Regions from separate parts of the Homo sapiens genome. Here region 1 is linked to region 2. A link is a contact called in ENCODE Hi-C data. All regions are on one chromosome and are shown on one strand. Each heading gives the region's core, a stretch centred on a gene start or an enhancer-like site at or near the end of the contact. The rest is flanking DNA. Distances are from core to core; before and after follow the strand shown.

Region 1 (4,171 bases), core at 470-2,969, 530 kb after region 2:
ATTTTCAGTATTTTCAGTTGCTCCAGTTGTTTTTGCTCGGGCTACTAATCAATACCAAATCTAGTGCTATCTGAATAAAATAAGATGGCATAGCAACTACCCCATTCTTGCTAACAACTCCAAATGACAACATGGTGGCTCACATCTGTAATCCCAGCACTTTGAGAGTCTGAGGCTGGCAGATTGCTTGAGCTCAGGAGTTTGAGACCAGTCTAGACAACATGGCAAAACCCTGTCTCTAAAAAAAAATACAAAAATTAGCCAGGCATGGGGGCGTGCACCTGTAGTCCCAGCCACTCGGGGGGCTTAGGAGAGAGGATGGCTTGAGCCCGAGTGGTTGAGGCTGCAGTAAGTCATGACTCCGCCACTGCACTCCAGCCTGAGTGAGAGTGAGACCCTGTCCCCGCCTCCCCAGAAAAGATAGTGAGGCTTTACTTGAGTGTGCTCCAACTCAACCTCAAGGTGCCATGCCACCTTGTAAGAAAGCTTGTTAAAAATAAGTGTTATTAGCCTGGCTGACATGGTGAAACCCCGTCTCTACTGAAAATACAAAAAATTAGCTGGGCATGGTGGTGGGTGCCTGTAATCCCAGCTACTCGGGAGGCTGAGACAGAAGAATTGCTTGAACCCAGGAGGGGGAGGTTGCAGCGAGCCGAGATTGCGCCACTGCACTCCAGCCTGGGCAACAAGCAAAGCTCTGTCTCAAAAAACAAAAAACAAAAAACAAAAAAACCCCCCTGTTATTATTATAAACAGAGCTACAGACTGTGTAGACATCGACACAGTGCTGATTTAAGTATCCTCACTTATTGGGGTCAAACATTTGTCTTTAGTAAAATAAGGGCACTGTATTTGATTCTAAAAATAAATGGCAGGAGAGCTGGGAATGGTGGCTGACGCCTGTAATCCCAGCACTTTGGGAGGCTGAGACGGGCGGATCACTTGAGGTCAGGAGCTCAAGACTAGCCTGGCCAACATGGTGAAACCCTGTCTCTTCTAAAAATACAAAAATTAGTTGGGTATGTTGGTGCTTGCCTGTAATCCCAGCTACCTGGGAGGCTGAGGCAGGAGAATCCCTTGAACCTGGGCGGCAGAGCTTGCAGTGAGCCGAGACCACGCCACTGCACTCCAGCCTGGGTGACAGAGCGAGACTCTAACTCAAAAAAAAAAGAAAAAAAAAAAAGAAAGAAAAGAAAAGAAAGAAAGAAATGGCAGGAATGCGTTCTGTGATTTCAGGATTCTCTAGTGAGTGGGTGGAGGTAACAACCAAGTTAGGATACCATTAGCAACTGAATCAACTTCAGCAAATGGCTCTCTAAAACTACACTGACTTGGCAAGATCATGTCAAAAAAAAGAGGTTGGGCTGAAAAAAATTATTTCTCTAAGGAAAAGTGTGAACAATTAGTGCCAAACTATTCACATAGTGGAAAGTTCCATGCTTTTGGAAGATGACACACTTGGTAGTTTCTAAGACTGATCTAATCAGCACATTTCATATATATTTTTTTTCTAAAAGAGACTTAGAGTTCATGATTCTTTTAGTGTAGATTCTAACCATTTATATCAAATGGAAAAAGCAGGGATCTATTCAGTTGTGTGTCAAATTCTTAGGATCACTGAATAGTTCTGACTTGAGACAAGAACAATATAAGGCCAAGAAAACGGACTGTTTCAATTAAGCTCAGCAGAAAAAAATACACATGAGCCAAAACAGAACGACTTAATACTTAGCAATCACTTAAAAATTTGTAAGCTCAGTCTGAGTCATTAAAAAAAAGTAGGCCAAGAAGCTTGAAGGAACACAGATTTACAAGTAAAAGAGGCAAACACTAAAATAAAAATGTTTAAACCCTGCAGTGCTAAACTACTTTCAGATAGCTTTGTAATAAGTGAAATTTGGAGAATTATATAAACCCCTCACAGATAAGCTTGGACAAAAAATAGGTGAAGGAATATTTGGCAAACATGAGCATGCATAAATCAGCTGCTCCAGATGACACATGGCCCTGGGGAATAGAATTTGACTAATATGCTTACTGAACAATGGTGCAGTAAAAATGAATAATTATTTCTGAAAAATTACCTTGCACTCAGGGGGATGTCAGAAGACTGGAACAAGGCCAACAACATGTGATAGTGATGCAGAGAGAAAACAGAAGGAAAGGGTAGTGAAAAATTAGTGTATGAGATATGCAATTGTCAGCTTGAAAAATTGGGAATAACTATTAGGAAAGTAAAATTGAGTTTCCAGAAAACCAGGGATAAATAAACAAAGGACAGTTTGCATTTAAATGATCACAGACAAATTCATGAGATTATCTTAAAGATTGTAATACTGTTGTTGTAATTAAGAATACAAAGGGATGGGGTAGGGGGTGGATTGAGCTGAATGCGCAGTGTCTTGGGATTTTATATTCACTGTTAGTCCAAAGAAAGCTGAAAATGATCAGAAATCACAAACTAAGGGGGCATTAAGCCCAGCCATGGGAAGGTGTTTCAAAGAGTGTCCTAACAATCACCATCACATTGATCTGAATCAATACTCTGACTGATGACCTAGGAGCAAGTGTCACAAAATTTATGGATGACACTGAGGTGGGGAATGCCATAGAGGACAGAGGCAAGAGGAGGGAAAAAATAGGTTAGACATGGGTACATCTGCAATTAGAGAAAATCCATGACAAAGACATGAACAGACTGGAGTAATTTAGAAGGCAACACAATTTCGGAATGAGAAAATTCAACATTAATTTACACTGAGTAAGAATAGGGGTCAAGGTGGAGAAGGCCATTGGCATTTGCAATTGCATTTAAATCTGTATTCGGAACACGTGACCCAGAGTGATGTTTAACCCGGTAAGAACCCCCCTCTCCCATCAGGAATAAATCAGGGGGAAAGCAAGTGGAAGTAGAGGGAACTGATGGTCATGAGCCCACCCAGGTGCCAGCTCCTCTAACGTGGTTCTCACTTGCTACTCAGGAATCCTGTGCTGTAGGAATCATTAGCACTTCATAGGTGTGGATTTGGAGTCAGATTGTCCTGTCTGCTACTTTTGTTTTTAAATAGAGATGAGGGTCTCACTATGTTGCTCAGGCTTGTCTCAAACTCCTGAGCTCAAACAATTCTCCTGCCTCAGCCTCCCGAAGTGTTATAATTACAGAAACGAGCCACCACGTCTGTCCTGTGTGCTACTGTTATCCGAAGGTCAGTTGCCCTCATGGCTGGCTCCCTTCCTCACTTCTTTCTGGGTTCTGCTGCTTTCTTGGCAAGGCCTGCTTATGTAGAACAGCATCTCCTTACCTGCTTTATTTATTTCATGCCACTTATTTCCATCTGATGTACTACATGTGTGCTTATTTACTGCCCTCTCACTGGAATATAAGTTTACTGCAGAATCCCCACAGCCTAGAACATGCCTGATATGTCATACACATTTGATAAGTATTTGTTATTAAATTATACTCTTCCCAGGAATGAATGTTTTCTTTATGCTACCTAAGTGTAAACTCTTAATTCATCTACCAGGAGGCTACCTAGCTTGGAAAAGAAGAAAAAAAAATCACACTATACAAAGAAAACGCTGAACAGAGAACTTCCAAGAAGTAGGAAATATCTTGCTCAATTTTTTTTTTCAGAACATTAATTTACTTTCACTGGACAAGGAAAATCTGTTTCTGTAAACCACTATTTTTATTAATAGAAATTCCCTGCCTTTGCTAAATGGTAAACAAATGTTAAGAATTTGAAGGAGGATCACATCACTGGGCTCCTTTGAGATCCATATGCCTCAATTCAACCCTGTCAACCATGCCAAGAAAGAAGAGAGCAGCTTATGTCCAAAGAAACTGGGAAAGAAAAAACAAATCTCCATGATGCTTTCTTTAGATGACACTAAGCAACTGAATGGGGGATTAAAAAACAAAAACAAACAAAAAAACAAAACAATAAAAACACCACCACAGTAAACAAACAGAAAAAACCAAACACACATTGACCTCATCTCTGGGTCTTTTGTAACTGAAGAAACAACACCTGAGTTACATGGAACAAACACTTTATCTTAGTCTTCTTCACCTTCACTGTCCTATTTTTGAACCCTAGACACCACACCTGCCTAGCTGTCATTGGGCTTTTAAATTCTCTGAAATAGACTATCTAGGTGTTTGAGA
Region 2 (4,342 bases), core at 116-2,615:
TATTGATTGGCTCTAGAAGTAATAAATTTCACAGTGTTGGTAGCGCTTCCTCTGTCATGGATTAACTTCCTTCCAGGGACCTTAATAATCTTAGAGTCCTATCTTCCCAGAAGCATTTTCCAAAGTCCTCATAGGCACTAAATAAACAAAGGATTACATGGTCAAATGAGTTTGGTAAATACTGGTTGAGAACCACAAAGTTAAATAAGTTTTCCTTAAGAACAACCTTTTGAGATCTTTTAATATCAAATGTAAAGGGAGAATCTACTGGAAGAACACATGGTATGCAGAGATTTTCAAACTTACTTGGCTAAAGAATACCTTTTTTTAGCAAGCACCTTGTAGGACAGATGTGCCGCTGAACATATTCTGGAATCTGGATTACAAAAGAAGAAACTGGAGTCAAAGTCTTCACAAATGATTATGGCTTTCCCTTCGTTCTCGTAATTCTGAGACTTAGTGCTGACCTTATATATAACCTCCATTTATAGACACACATAGTCTCAACCTCCATTTCTACAGACTGAAGGATCCTAACCTTCTTGTTTTTTCACTATTATGGCATCTGAGCTCTCCCACTATCACCCCCTGCTTCCCTTTATCATTTTAATTGCATTTCTCAGAACCCTGTCCAATTTGAAGCTATCTTTCTGGAGGAACAAGTTTGGAAGCAGCACACACATTCCAGGTGGGAACATGGATGGCCCTGTAAACACCTTCAGTCTGGTTTCCTGTAGCTTTCCCAAAACCCCTTGCATTTCACTGGCCTGCTGGCCTACCGGAGCTCTGTGCTCACTATACTTTCTCGGGCTGCACTGAGAGCTTGGAGCACATCACCTTCTAAGTCAAGGGCTTGTTTCATTTCCTCTCTGAGATTAGATTAGAGACCATCTTATTCTACCTCATATCCTCCACAGCATCCAGCCTCCCACATGATAACTGAGTCCTCAAAAGTCTTGCATTTGTTTTGCTGAGTTGATATTTTAGAAGTTTCTTCCCGAGTTATTATCTTGCTCTGGCCTCAAAGAAAACATATTCAACACATTTCTATAGCTTTACAAGATCTTGTTTATTCCTGACAGCTTCGCAATTACTCTACATTTACAGGTACTTTCTTCGAATTACTTAAAACTATTTTCTATGAACTGTTTCTTAGGGCTTTGTACTGCTTCTTCAAGATACGACAAAAATTTATATTCAAAACGTGACTTTTACACAATAGTAAATACATTGGCAATGACAAGAACAGTCTAGCAAACAGGTTTGTGCTTTTAGAGGCAGACACGCTAAGTTCTGCTGAATGTCAAGGCTGACTTGGGAATCCAGCTGCTTCTTACACTATAGCAATGAGGACAGAACATTCTTGGCGGAAATCCCTGTCCTTGTGGGCAAGCTGCCTTTAAACTAGACCTCCCAGTACCTGGCACAGTTCTGGGCTCACAGTAGATACTCAATAAACTTTTCTGAAACGAATAAATCATTGAATAAAGGATGAATAAGTGAACAAAGAAACATTTTGGAAGAGAAACATCTTAGGTATGGTATTGGTCACCTCTCTCAAGTGAAAGTTTTCATTCCTTTTGCTTCTTTTCCCATTTTGGGGCCGGGCTGGGGGGCGCGGTCCAGCCTCTCCAACATATGTCTTTACACTCTCAGGACGTTCCTCAGATCCCAAATACATAGCAGCAGGTAGTGTAATCAGTTATGTCCTTAGAATGGTGACAATTTAAAATTTCTGCACCTCTTTTGTTCCAGAAAATTCATGCCTTAAAAGACCAACGGCAAACTCTTCAAAATGCCTTCAGGAAATAAAGGTGACATTTGTTTCTATAGCGTACCTTGAAAAAGCATCCAGTTCAAACACTGTTCCAAAGCACTAGCTATGTCTGATTTCATATTTTACATTTGGACTTTATTTTCCCCCTAAAAAAGGCAGACATCAGAATATTATGTTTGCCAACTCATGAAACAATTGTTACTATTCTGTATTCTTTCTATGAGGATAGTATTATGAGGCTGTGCTCATAATAAAACCTTCATCCTAAATCTCTGTGCACCTTATGAATTTCACTGCATCTTTGCTTTTTTTTCCCCCCCAAAGAAGTCATTCAGGTTCCTTTAATAATACCAGTAAATAGCTCCAGCCTTCCACAGCTGCAGAGGTTTACTGTCCTGAGAGATTTTTCAGTGTTACAATTCATGCTTCCAATCAAAACAGTGACAGAGTTGACAGGATTTAGTGAGAAGAAGGACTTGATTAGGAACCAGGACACTACTGAGCAAATATTAAACAACTACAGGGAATTTCTAATATGCAGTGTTCTCTCTGTTCACAACAAAAACAAGCCAGAAACAATTTCCTGTGCTGCAGCTAAGTGAAATGGAAGTTTGTTTTTAAGGTTCCTTGTAGTGTGTTGTGTACATTTCAGCAAAGCCGATTTCACCTATGAGAGGCACTGGCTCCTTAAATAACTCCATTCTTCTCATTTCAAATAGAAACCAGCTGCACTTCTAAACTGTAACAAGAACACCTATCCAGGAGGTCAAAGCTGGAAGACACCTCACTGTGAAACGCTTCAAGCTTCTTTATCTGGGTTACAAGTTTGGTCTGCAGTGAATTGTCAGTGACAACCTGTGGCCTGGAATTTAATTCCTTGATGCCTTCATAACATTATTATTTCTTCCTCTCTAGAGGATAAACAAGTACATAATATACTATGAATTGGAGGCTGAAACCGACATTGATTGTGGGGAGAGGAAAAGGTTCTGGGAACACAAATCTGGGGATTTTTCATTGAGAATAAGTAATTTTGAAAAACCAGGTTTTAGGCTTTTTTTTTTTTTTTTTTAATAGCTTAACTCCTTCTATGGGTTAATTTGAGAGGACTCCATCCCCCTACTCCCTGCCCCACAAATTTCCAAAAACAACAGCAAGAAAGATCCTGGCAGAAGTCAAAGGGTCAATGGATCCTAAATAGTTTTCAGGTTCAAGTATGCACCATCAACAATGAGAAAAGCCCAGCCGTGTTATAATGACTCACCCCTTGACAAGAGATTCCAAACCGTGAAATCGAACAACTGCATATTTAGCCCTACGAATTGCATGGCTTACAAGTCACAGAGGGGTAAATTTGAAATAGGGAAAGGCTGGGATACCTTATTAGCATAAAATCTCTCTCTCTCTTTCTCTCTCTCTCTCTCTCTCTCACACACACACACACACACACAAAAGGCAGGGAAGTGGAGGCAGAGGCTGCACTGTGATCCTGGTCAAATAGGTTGGTCCTCTGTGAAGTGCCCATAATTCCAGAAGAACCCAGGGCTGGCTATTTGGTCCGAGGGGCCACTCTCATGGCCTGTTTGAAATAGTTCTCCTAACAGCAAGATTCAAAAAAGAATATTCTTTTCTCTCTTTATTTTTCTTTCATTCCTTTGTTCATGTAGGATAAAATTTTTACCTTTCTCTACCCCATTTCATTTTCTTAGCATTTCAGGAGAGATGAACCAGTGCTTTTCTGGTACTGCTCATCAGCATGTTCTAGCCAGTCGGCAAAAAAGGCATCTGCATTTATGGAGTTAATTGACATCTTATTAATTTTGCTCAGATTCTTTCTTTTACCTCCCTCTCCCTCTCCCCTCCTTTCTGTGTGTGTGTGTGTGTGTGTGTTTTTTTTTAAGAGAGAGAAAGCTAATGAAAACCATGTTTATATGCTCAAAGGCACAGAGGAAATTCATTACTCTGAGGAATAGCACACTCCACAAGTGAAATGAAAGTAATCTTATTTATGACAGGAAGGGGCCCTAGCTAGACTGAACTCCACCACACTTCCACTGTTACATAGAAAAGGAGCTGCAGAGCTCCTGCACCAACTCCAAATGGCGGCCTCACTGACAACAAACACATTTGCACTCTGTGTTTGAAAACTGTTAGAAGCTCCAGAAAAACAGCCATCTAATAGAGACAAGGAAACAAAATCTGCTTAGAATAGGCCATTCTTCCTTTACACCTACAGTACTTTCCCAGGACTCCTTGTGACTAAATGTTACAAAGATATCTCATCAAATCATTAGCTGATGACATTTATCAAGTACTGGTAAATACAGCTATGTTAGTTTCATAGCCTTAATTCCCTTATTAGAAGAGTTTTTCACTGTAAATTCATGGGCCCTTTCCTGTGTAAATAAATAATGGAAGAACTTAAATAATTCCTTTCACTATAAATGTCACCTTGTACCCTTGCAGACAATTCTCCCTTTCCTTCTTGAAAATTCCTTCAACTGTGAGAATATTTCCTTTTTTATTACTTGGGATTTTGCCATGTGGCTTTTTTTCCTCATTCAT

The links. Hi-C counts contacts between places; a loop is a spot of excess contacts on that map. Pooled maps may share reads with other maps.
Region 1: a map of ascending aorta shows a loop between it and region 2 (3-fold over the local background). The contact joins two enhancer-like sites. A Hi-C loop is called at or near these places in 2 of 168 maps with a recorded cell type or tissue (ascending aorta and endothelial cell of umbilical vein) and 4 of 50 pooled maps.

Annotation. Positions count from the first base shown.
Region 1 is chr4:53,539,977-53,544,147 of GRCh38, forward strand. All of the region lies in intron 2 of LNX1 (ligand of numb-protein X 1), which reads right to left. Among named protein-coding and RNA genes, the nearest start is that of LNX1-AS1, 42 kb to the left of the region's middle. Within about 2 kb of position 1,720, at least 7 of the 41 ENCODE cell types and tissues checked have a DNase peak (open chromatin) inside an H3K27ac peak, as active enhancers do.
Region 2 is chr4:53,009,171-53,013,512 of GRCh38, forward strand. All of the region lies in intron 5 of SCFD2 (sec1 family domain containing 2), which reads right to left. Among named protein-coding and RNA genes, the nearest start is that of SCFD2-AS1, 84 kb to the left of the region's middle. RefSeq lists an enhancer at 539-778. Within about 2 kb of position 1,366, at least 5 of the 41 ENCODE cell types and tissues checked have a DNase peak (open chromatin) inside an H3K27ac peak, as active enhancers do.